Linked DNA regions of Mus musculus: region 1 is linked to region 2. The links are chromatin loops, found by intact Hi-C in ENCODE. Cell type or tissue: left cerebral cortex. All regions are shown on one strand. Links, peaks and the distances in the headings refer to the core of each region. The heading gives the core; the rest is flanking DNA. Region 1 overlaps Gm29154 (predicted gene 29154). Region 2 overlaps Tmem108 (transmembrane protein 108).

Region 1 (4,395 bases), core at 113-4,112, 380 kb before region 2:
TGACTGTGGGTATGATGTCACCAGCTGCTTTAAGTTCACCATGCCCTCCCACTTCCATAAAATGGGGCCTTGAGCCATGAGCCCAAACAAAACTTTCTTCCATTAAGTTGCTTCTCCTCGGGTTTTTGTCACAGCAACAAGGTGAGTAACTGTTAGATCCTCTTTGTGGCTGTGTCACGCTCTCCTTCCTTACTCTTCCTTGCTGTCTTTTATTTTAATTTTAAAGACTACATTTATTTGTGTGTGTGCACGCATGCGCAGCATGTGTGCACACACCACACACACACATCTGAGCCGCGCGTGTGCGCGCACACACACACAGGTTAGATGACAACTTTTAGGAGTTGGTTTTTGCTCCTTAGGATGGAACTCAGGTCATCAGACACGGAGGCAGTGCCTTTACCTGCTGAGCCATCTGTCTCATGGGTGCTGTTGCGGAGGAGTTCGTTATCCTTGGTAGTGCCTTCGCTCTCCTTCCTTCTTTTTCACTCACCCTGTCCACGCTGCCATCCACAGTATTTCCAGTTGCAACTGCTCTCTATTACCCATCTATCCCTACCGTCCTGACAGTGCTTCCGTAGGCTGTTCAGTAGCTGATGTATTCGTAGTGTTCCGCTCCTCTAAGAGTTCTTCCTTACGTCACAGCCCATAGGGAAGGCGTACACGCCCCACAGAAGCTGCAAGCACAGATCTTATCTGTGAACTTGTGAAGACATTGCTAAATGGCTATGGCATCCTTTTCCACCAAGGCGCCTCAGGATATTACTCATTTGCCGTGAGTAACTGCTCCAGGCTGGATGACTAGTCAATTCGACAGAACCCAATTCCTTCTCTAGCTAATTCCGTGGCCTTGCTCATAATTACAGCTTAATCCTTTGCTCATTTGCAGGGACTTTCACGCATAGATTGCTGAAGTGTTTTCCACCAAGGGCCGCTTTTCATTCAGGAGAGGCTGTGAAGGCAGAGACTAGGGGGCTGTGGTGCTCTGCCCTTACAGCGGAGAGACAGACAACGTAGCACAGAGCTGCTAGGGTAACCAATGTGCTCTTGCCTAAGGGGCCAGGTTGTCACACCCATTTTATTTTCCTCTCAGGGGTCCCTCTGGGAGACCTTGTTATTTCTGTGGTTCAGAATTGCAGATGGGTAAAAGGCTGTAGCAACTGCGCGGAATGGCCATGCTCTGGAGTCTCTCGGGTCAAGACGAGGATGTGTTCACATGTCACAGCCCATTTCGTTACTGTGGCGGACTTCTCAGCAGGCATGACTGAAATCTCTCCCCTGGGAATAGCAGGTGTCTCCAACAAATAGCCGCATCAAAGTCACAGAGATCTAAGTCTTATGTTCCAAAGTCCATTTGGGAAGCCACAGAGACGCCAAAGCGTCTCTGAACACAAGATCAGTGTCACCTGTTAATCTATCTGCTAATTTTCTTAGGTTGTACTGTCCAGTGCAGTTGCCATCCGTCCTGTGAAGCTACGTCAACATGAAACTAAATTAAATTAAAATGAAATGAAATTAAAAATTTAGTTCTTCAGTCATGTTAGCCACATTTCAAGTGTTCTATCTACACTGGCTATGTGTCTGGCCGAGTGGCTCCCATGTCATATGTGGAACACTGCAGTAGGCCTGTGTCTGAGCCAAGGTGCTCTGGGCAGTGTCTGTTGTGTGTTTGGAACCCAAACTGCAGAGACATCCAAATACACACGGTGGCTGAGTGGTACAGAGAGAGGCACATTGGGTTGGTTGCTGTTGGATTTTAAATTAATTTCCGGTCATTTTGTCAACCATTTGGCAACATTCAGTTCTGTGACCCTCACCTGGTCATTGTGGCCTACACGTTTAGAGGCTATGATTCATATCATACAACTTTTATGTTGCTCTCAGCCAAATAAATGCTTTTCTCCTTAAGGCTCTTTGTTTAATGTGTCCTCTGAGGAGAGCATCAGGGGACTGTTTATGTGTTGTAGTCAGAGGCTGGTGTGGTAAGCAAGAGTGTGCTGTTTATTTTCTGTTGTTTCTGTAGCTAGTATCTTCCACGATCCACGTGAACTCTCTTTTGCATGCGTTTGCATGGTCGGGTGATTTGCAGTTGCCTCAATATGAAAGAGGTAGAGAACTCAGTCATTCAAGAGAGGCACCATTGGGGAATGACGTAAGGCTTCTAACTGCTCTGTGACATTTTTATTCCTACTTCTTCTCTGGCCTTAAATAAGAGCTTGTGTGCACCAAAAATAGACCACCCAGTTCCGTGTGGCTAAAGCTGCCACAAGATTTTGAATGAGGTCCATTTGAAATGACTTCAGATAGATTGCGGTGGCTATCCCCGATGTAAAGTTTATTCTTCATTGCAACTGGAAGCCAAGTGTTTGCCTCCCAGAGTACTCCGAAGATGAGATTAATTTTTAAAAGCGCGAAATAGCACGAAATAAGAAAAAAACAGAAATAAAATAAAGTGTGGCATGTGAAAAACATCTTTATGATTTTTAAAAAAGATTTATTTATTTAGTATAGGTAAGTACACTGTAGCTGACTTCAGATACCCCAGAAGAAGGCATCAGATCTCATTATGGGTTGTTGTGAGCCACCATGTGGTGCTGGGATTTGAACTCAGGACCTTCAGAAGAGAAGTCAGTGCTCTTAACCACTGAGCGATCTCTCTAGCCCCCCATCTTTATTTTTTTTATCCATAGGTTTCACAGATTAGTATTCATCCTTGTGATTTTTGACTGAATTGCCTCTTGGAATATGCTCTGCCTGAGTGACTATTATTTATGCTCTCTCCTTTCCCACACCATCCAGAGGTTAGAATCCTGAGAACTGTTTGGAATAAGGAATCCAAATATTGTCTTCCAGCTTCACCTTGTCACGACAGTCCTCGCCAGGGACAGCTGAGGTGGGTTGACTCATCACATGACTCTTGACCAAAACCTCATCTTACGTGACTTCCTTCAGCCTCCCTCCAGCAAAGGAAGAGTTTGACTCTTGTTTTTTCCCCCTAAGGTTTAATAAAAGCTCCCCAGGCAGTGCTATTATTTTTTTACTTGAGATTCAAGACTAATTCATTTTTCTCCTTTATGGCTTTAAACTTTAAAAATGGAAATGTAATTTATGTACAGTGAAATGCACATATTTTTAGTATATACTTTGATGGGTTTTGACAAACACATACATCACGTAACCCACTATCAAGAGGTAGGGGATTTGTATCTCCTTCGTAAGTTCCCTTCACCCTTTCCCAATCCACACACAATGACTGATCAGTGCAGCTCACCTAGAATCTCATATCCTTTCGTATCAGGCATTCTTCGTTTTCTATGAATTTTAATTAAACATTGAAACATTGGACCAAACCCCTTGGCAGAAAGGCTAATTCTAAAAATATAAAGAGAATGACTTGGTCTTTTAGAAAAATCTTTTTAATTTCTGATTGTCATGACAATGTGGGTTTTGACAGGTTAGTTAAACTCTCTGAGCCCCAATTACCACTCTAAAAGGATTGCTAAAGTATCACCTTTCAACATTTTTTACTACGCTAAAGTAAAATAAGCATCATTTGTGGAGTGTTAAAATATTGTCCATTCCTTCTTTTAGAAGAGAATGTGTTTTTCATCAGAGACTAACAAGTCAGTTTGGCCAATTGTGTGGCCGTATGTTAGCATAGCTATTCATTACAATCAGCATATTATAAATGTCAATTGTTAAGTAGGCAGAGACCAAATTATTCTTTTATACAATTGTGTGTGTGTGTGTGTGTGTGTGTGTGTGTGTGTGTGAGAGAGAGAGAGAGAGAGAGAGAGAGAGAGAGAAAACACTCATTTAATCTTTATGCATGTCCTATGAAAAATTATCTTCTGTTGTCTTCAATAGACCAGGAAACAGAAACACAATGTGGACTTTTAAAAATCAGACCTGTAGCATTAAAGAGTTCACTTCGAATGGAGTAAAACTATGTCCCCAGACAAGGGAACCTTTAGTCTTGTGACTGGTCTGCACACAGAGGAGTTTCCGGTGCAAGCTGGGACCCAAATGGAACAGATGTGTGCTTCACTGAAGCAGCCCACATGCCTTCTGCCTCCTATGCAGCTGGTGCTTGGTCGTTGACTGAGTCCATTCCTTACCGATTCATTCATGAACAGGGTGTGCTATTCTAACCACTTATGCAACTCCTATAAGGCAGAAAGTATTCTGGGCACTGGAAAGTCAGCAGTACGAGAGAGAGAGAGAGAGAGAGAGAGAGAGAGAGAGAGAGAGAGAGAGAGAGAGAGAGAGAGAGAGAGAGTCCCCACCCCATTGAAACTCAAATTTTGACTCAGGAGGATGGACAGAAAACTTAACTAATTATTTAATTAATTAACTTCAGGTCAGTAAGTACTTTGGAGAAAAACAAAAAAGAAA
Region 2 (4,395 bases), core at 113-4,112:
TAACTTGTATTAGTTTCCTTAATCCCTATGTAAACTAATGCAGTAGAGTGTTCACAGAGCCCGTGACAGGGCTCAGGGTCTAGGAAATTACTGCCAGACCTGAAGACCTATGCTCAAGCCTAGGACCCACATGGTAGAAAGAGAGACCTGACCCCGCAAATTGACATCTGACCTCCACAAGTGCCTTGTGGCCCCACACTAAAACTCACTTCTCCACAAATGATGAACACTCTTTTGTTGCAGGAACAGCAGTAAAATAGACACCAGGTCCTTTCCTGAGGAGGCTGCCTGTGGGAATAGTAGAGAGTAGAAAAGGTTAACAAGAAACATGAAGATCCGTTGTCAAAAGGGGAACAAGGCCTATGGAGAAGTTAGGAAATGGGGTGGAGTAACATGTCAGTCAGCTTTCTGTTACTATGACAAAATACCAGAGTGTGATGGTTTGAATGAGATTGGCTCCCATTTGAATGCTCTGTCATCAGGGAGTGAAACTCTCTGAGAAGGATTAGGAGGTGTGGCCTTGTTGGAGGAGGTGTGTCCTGTTAGAGGAGGTGTGGTCTTATTAGAGGAGGTGTGGCCTGTTAGAGGAGGTGTGGTCTTATTAGAGGAGGTGTGGTCTTATTAGAGGAGGTGTGGCCTGTTGGAGATAGTATGGTCTAATTGGAGGAGGTGTTGTTTTGTTGGAGGAGGTGTGTCACTGGGAATGTACTTTGATCATCTAAAGCCCCACTCTCAGCTCCAGTGCCATGTCTGTCTGTCTGTTTCCCACCAAAATGATCCTGGACTAACCCACTAAAACTGTGAGCAAGTCCCCAGTTAACTGCTTTCTTTATAAGCGTTTCTTTCATCATGGTATCTCTTCACAGCAATAGAACAGTCACTAACACTGAGCTAGTCATGTCATAAGGAAGTGAGACTCAGCCCAGAGGTTTCAGCCATGTATGTTTGGCTTCATTGCTTTGGACCTGAGGTGAGGCAGAACGTCATGGTGGAGAAAGTCCAATGGACAAAGCTGCTTACCTCATAGCAGTTAAAAAGCAAAGAGAGAAACAGGGAAAGGTCTGGGTTCTAGTGTATTCTTCAAGGACACACCACCAGTGAACTAGCTTCCTCCCACTAGGCCCCACCCACTGAAATTCCACCATGTCCCTGTACTGACCCGGATGAGTAGGCTGTTAACAGTTAGGCCTTTGGGAGCATTCTAAGATCCAAGGTGTGACAGGCAGGGAGGTGACATTTCAGACACGGTAAATGAGGAAAAGCATATTAAGATGGCTGCCTGTCAACCTCTTGGCTATCTCTTGATGGAAACAAACCAGATTGCTTGGTTGATGCGTGGTTAAAGTGAAATGAAACCTTTCAGGGCCAGCCTTGACCTAAAGTAACAATAGCAGCGCAAAGGTAGAAGCAACGTGTAGCTCTTATCCACGCAAAGGGAAAAAGCTCTGGGTTTCCCTCACTGCTCACACCCTTTGAACCCTGAACTTACAGTAGATAGGAGCAAAGGTGACAGAAAAAAACTCCAACAGCCCAGCACTGCACCTCAGCTGCAGTGGGAGACAAAGAAGGACCTGGGAATCTCATGCAAATAAGAAGCCATGTTATCGCAAGCAGAAATGTTAAACGGCCGCAGCTAGAACGCTTAGAGCGGGGAAACGGAACCCACACTGCACTAATATGCCAGCTGCTGGCACAGTAACAGCTGAGCAGTACCTTGCCTCTCTGTGTGATGGTTTATAAGAGGAGAGTTGAGGACTGTGAGGGAATTTTTTTTTTCAGTTGAGCCACGTGCAACACTGGGGCAATACTGAAAATGTTCATGGCCATTAGAACTGTCCGTCAGAACAAGCAGCGGTGTGTCTTCCTTCTGAAACCCTTCTAAAAACACTTGTAAATGGAGCTGCCCATAGAAAACAAAGTTTAATTTACCCATCGCTGGAACGTTTAGGTAAAGCTGCAGCCTCATGGGACTCTGGATTCCCATGAGCATAAACCAAGAGAAAACTGAAAGGTTCGTCCATGGCCAGCTTCTCAGCGAGCGTGTGTTGTACCTCAGCTTCCATGTCCCCGATGAGGCCAGCAAGTTCATTTCCGCTCAGAAGCAAGCTCCTTGTCTTACCTGAAACAGCTTCAGCTCCTTGCCTGTCAGCATATGCTCTCTCAGCTCAGGATTCCTGACCAACTATAGCTTGGATCACCCCCGCCCTGTCCCCACCCCAACAAGCTCAGGAACAGTCCCAAGGTAGAGCGCCCCCTGTGGGGGTATTTGGCAGAGCAAGCTCTGCAGTAGCCTTTCGGGCTATCTGAACCCCACCCCCACCCCCACCCCCAGTGACAACAGGAATCTGTGTTTCAGATGAAGATCATGAATGTGTATTTTGATCGGTACCTTGATGATGGGGGGGGGGGAGGTCTTGAAGGGTGAGCCGAGACTCACCAAGCCCACAAAGTGTGGTTAGGTTACACGTGGGCTGTGAGGTGTCTTTAAGAGACCAGGGGCAGTATAAATGTGTTCTTAGGGCTGGAGAGATGGCTTGCAGAGGACCCATTTGGTTCCCAGCAGCAGGTGGGTGTTAACCACCTTTGTAACTCCCATTCCCAGGGATCCATCACCCTCTTCTGACCTCCTAACCTCCATAGGCCCCTACCTGCATGAACATCATTCCCATACAGACAAGCTGGCACGCTTCTATACGGAAATAAGAATAAATATGTTCTTAGTATTTTCATCTTCAAACAAAGGCCTCAGGAAGGTACCTACAGCTTTGCTGTTTAAACCCTAACTGAAGGTAAGGGTTGCTCAGACCTCGGTAGATTCATCACCCTGGTCTGGTTCGGTTCAAAGCTTTCCTTTGTTCTCATCACACCCAACTCTTGTTTGTTCCTTGCTTTGGCATAAGAAAAGTAAGCAGTGGGGCTGGAACTCAGAACACCACTGCTTAAAGACATGGCAAGCAGGACCAAGCCACCCCCAGAATGCTCTGCAATTGGCAATGGGTCTGCAGGACTTTGCTTTGTAGCCTGGCTCCTGGGGGAGCCCTAGACAGTAGTCCTGACATTTTCCCCAGCGTTGTTCCCACACTTTAAAGCACCCGGCCTGGCCTCCTCGGCCTGGCCTCCTCATTCTCTTCTGCCGCTCCCCTGCTGTGGAATCCTGTTCTCACCATGAATTTGCTGAAGAGAGGATTTTCAGGAGCTCTGAGCTTGGGATAGGCAGTGCTTGGCTCCCAGTGCCAGTTCATGTATTCTTTTCTTACTTCAAGTGACTCCATGCCACATCCTGACTCTGTGTCTCAAGTCTGGTCCTATTAACTGTTACCAAAAGCACGATTCACTTCCTATAGCCGGAATACTGCACGGAATCTTTGACACCTTGATAAGAGTGTCAAATACCATAAACGGTGATGGGCGTTTTGTTTCTGAAGGACAACAGCAAACAAGGCCTTGTGTACTTCAATCTTGTACTCTGCTGCTTTTTCTAAGGCACAGAGAGGTGTCAGTTTGCCAGTGGGTACCTTTCAGAAAATGTTAGCGCACAATTGAGTTTACACACAAACCATCTGCATTCATCAGAGCAGCCAGCCTGCCACTGCCTTCAGCAGTGAGACCCACACACAGAGACACAGAGTCCGTTGTGCCTGCCTTCAGACTTCTCCCTTTGAATCTATTACTTCTCCACATTCCTCAAAGGCAGAAGGCTTCTTTGTATCTGTCCCCTAACACATGCCTAACACAGGGCTCCGTACATGGGGAGCCCTTGACAAATGTTGACTATTAAATGAACAAGGTTGGATACCAGCCAGTGCTGGATTAGATGCAGAGTTCCGGCCAACGATGAGTGCGGTACATATTCACTTGGAACTGGAATGGATCTTAAGGATTCATCTCACCAACTTCCTGTGTTTAGTCAGAGCCAATTTTTAAGCACCTAACAAATTAGGACTCTGTATATTCAGCTCCTGAGTTGGCGATGGAATGGTTCTGCCAGCTAACCCATCAGCACGAGCATCCTAGGTACAACCTGCGCCCACCTCCTCTTTCTGCACTTACAGGAGTCGAACATGCCTGGATTTTTTTGTAGAGGAGTTTTTGTGTTACTGAAGACTAGTCTTGTTAGCAATATCTGGTCTGCTTCAGATTAGAAGCGGGGACTGTCAGCTCAGACTCTAGGAGAAAAGCTACAAGACGGTCTATGTGAATTTTAGAACCACTTCCAACGACAGCTGGTGATGTGGCAATCAGATTCCACACACTGGGAGAGAATCTGCAGGCTGGAAGACTGCCATCTTTTGCCAAAGATAGACCTGAGCAGTATGCAAAAGGTCTCAAATGCATTGTGTTTGAATATTAACTTCCCACTCCCCGAAGTGTTTGGTCCTCTGTGCCTTATGTGAA

What was found. Peaks named below come from ENCODE experiments on the same cell type or tissue, not always from the same donor. Only the 100,000 strongest peaks of a DNase experiment are listed, where the experiment ranks them.
Region 1: it touches region 2 in a loop (3-fold over the local background); 1 of 42 quality-filtered maps calls a loop at or near these places.

What each region holds. Positions count from the first base shown.
Region 1 is chr9:103,937,950-103,942,344 of GRCm38, reverse strand. It overlaps Gm29154 (predicted gene 29154), which reads left to right. Exons shown (of 7, transcript NR_168125.1): 4 at 2,800-2,893. Among named protein-coding and RNA genes, the nearest start is that of Gm32797, 4.8 kb to the left of the region's middle. In left cerebral cortex, for the core only: no CTCF peak of the experiment used is centred there; DNase peaks (open chromatin) are centred at 748, 2,165 and 4,077.
Region 2 is chr9:103,558,265-103,562,659 of GRCm38, reverse strand. All of the region lies in intron 3 of Tmem108 (transmembrane protein 108), which reads left to right. It overlaps 4932413F04Rik (RIKEN cDNA 4932413F04 gene), which reads right to left. Exons shown (of 3, transcript NR_040764.1): 1 at 3,165-4,395; 2 at 210-288. Among named protein-coding and RNA genes, the nearest start is that of 4932413F04Rik, 3.4 kb to the right of the region's middle. In left cerebral cortex, for the core only: a CTCF peak has its summit at 2,268; DNase peaks (open chromatin) are centred at 3,251 and 3,774; H3K27ac peaks cover 1,978 bases.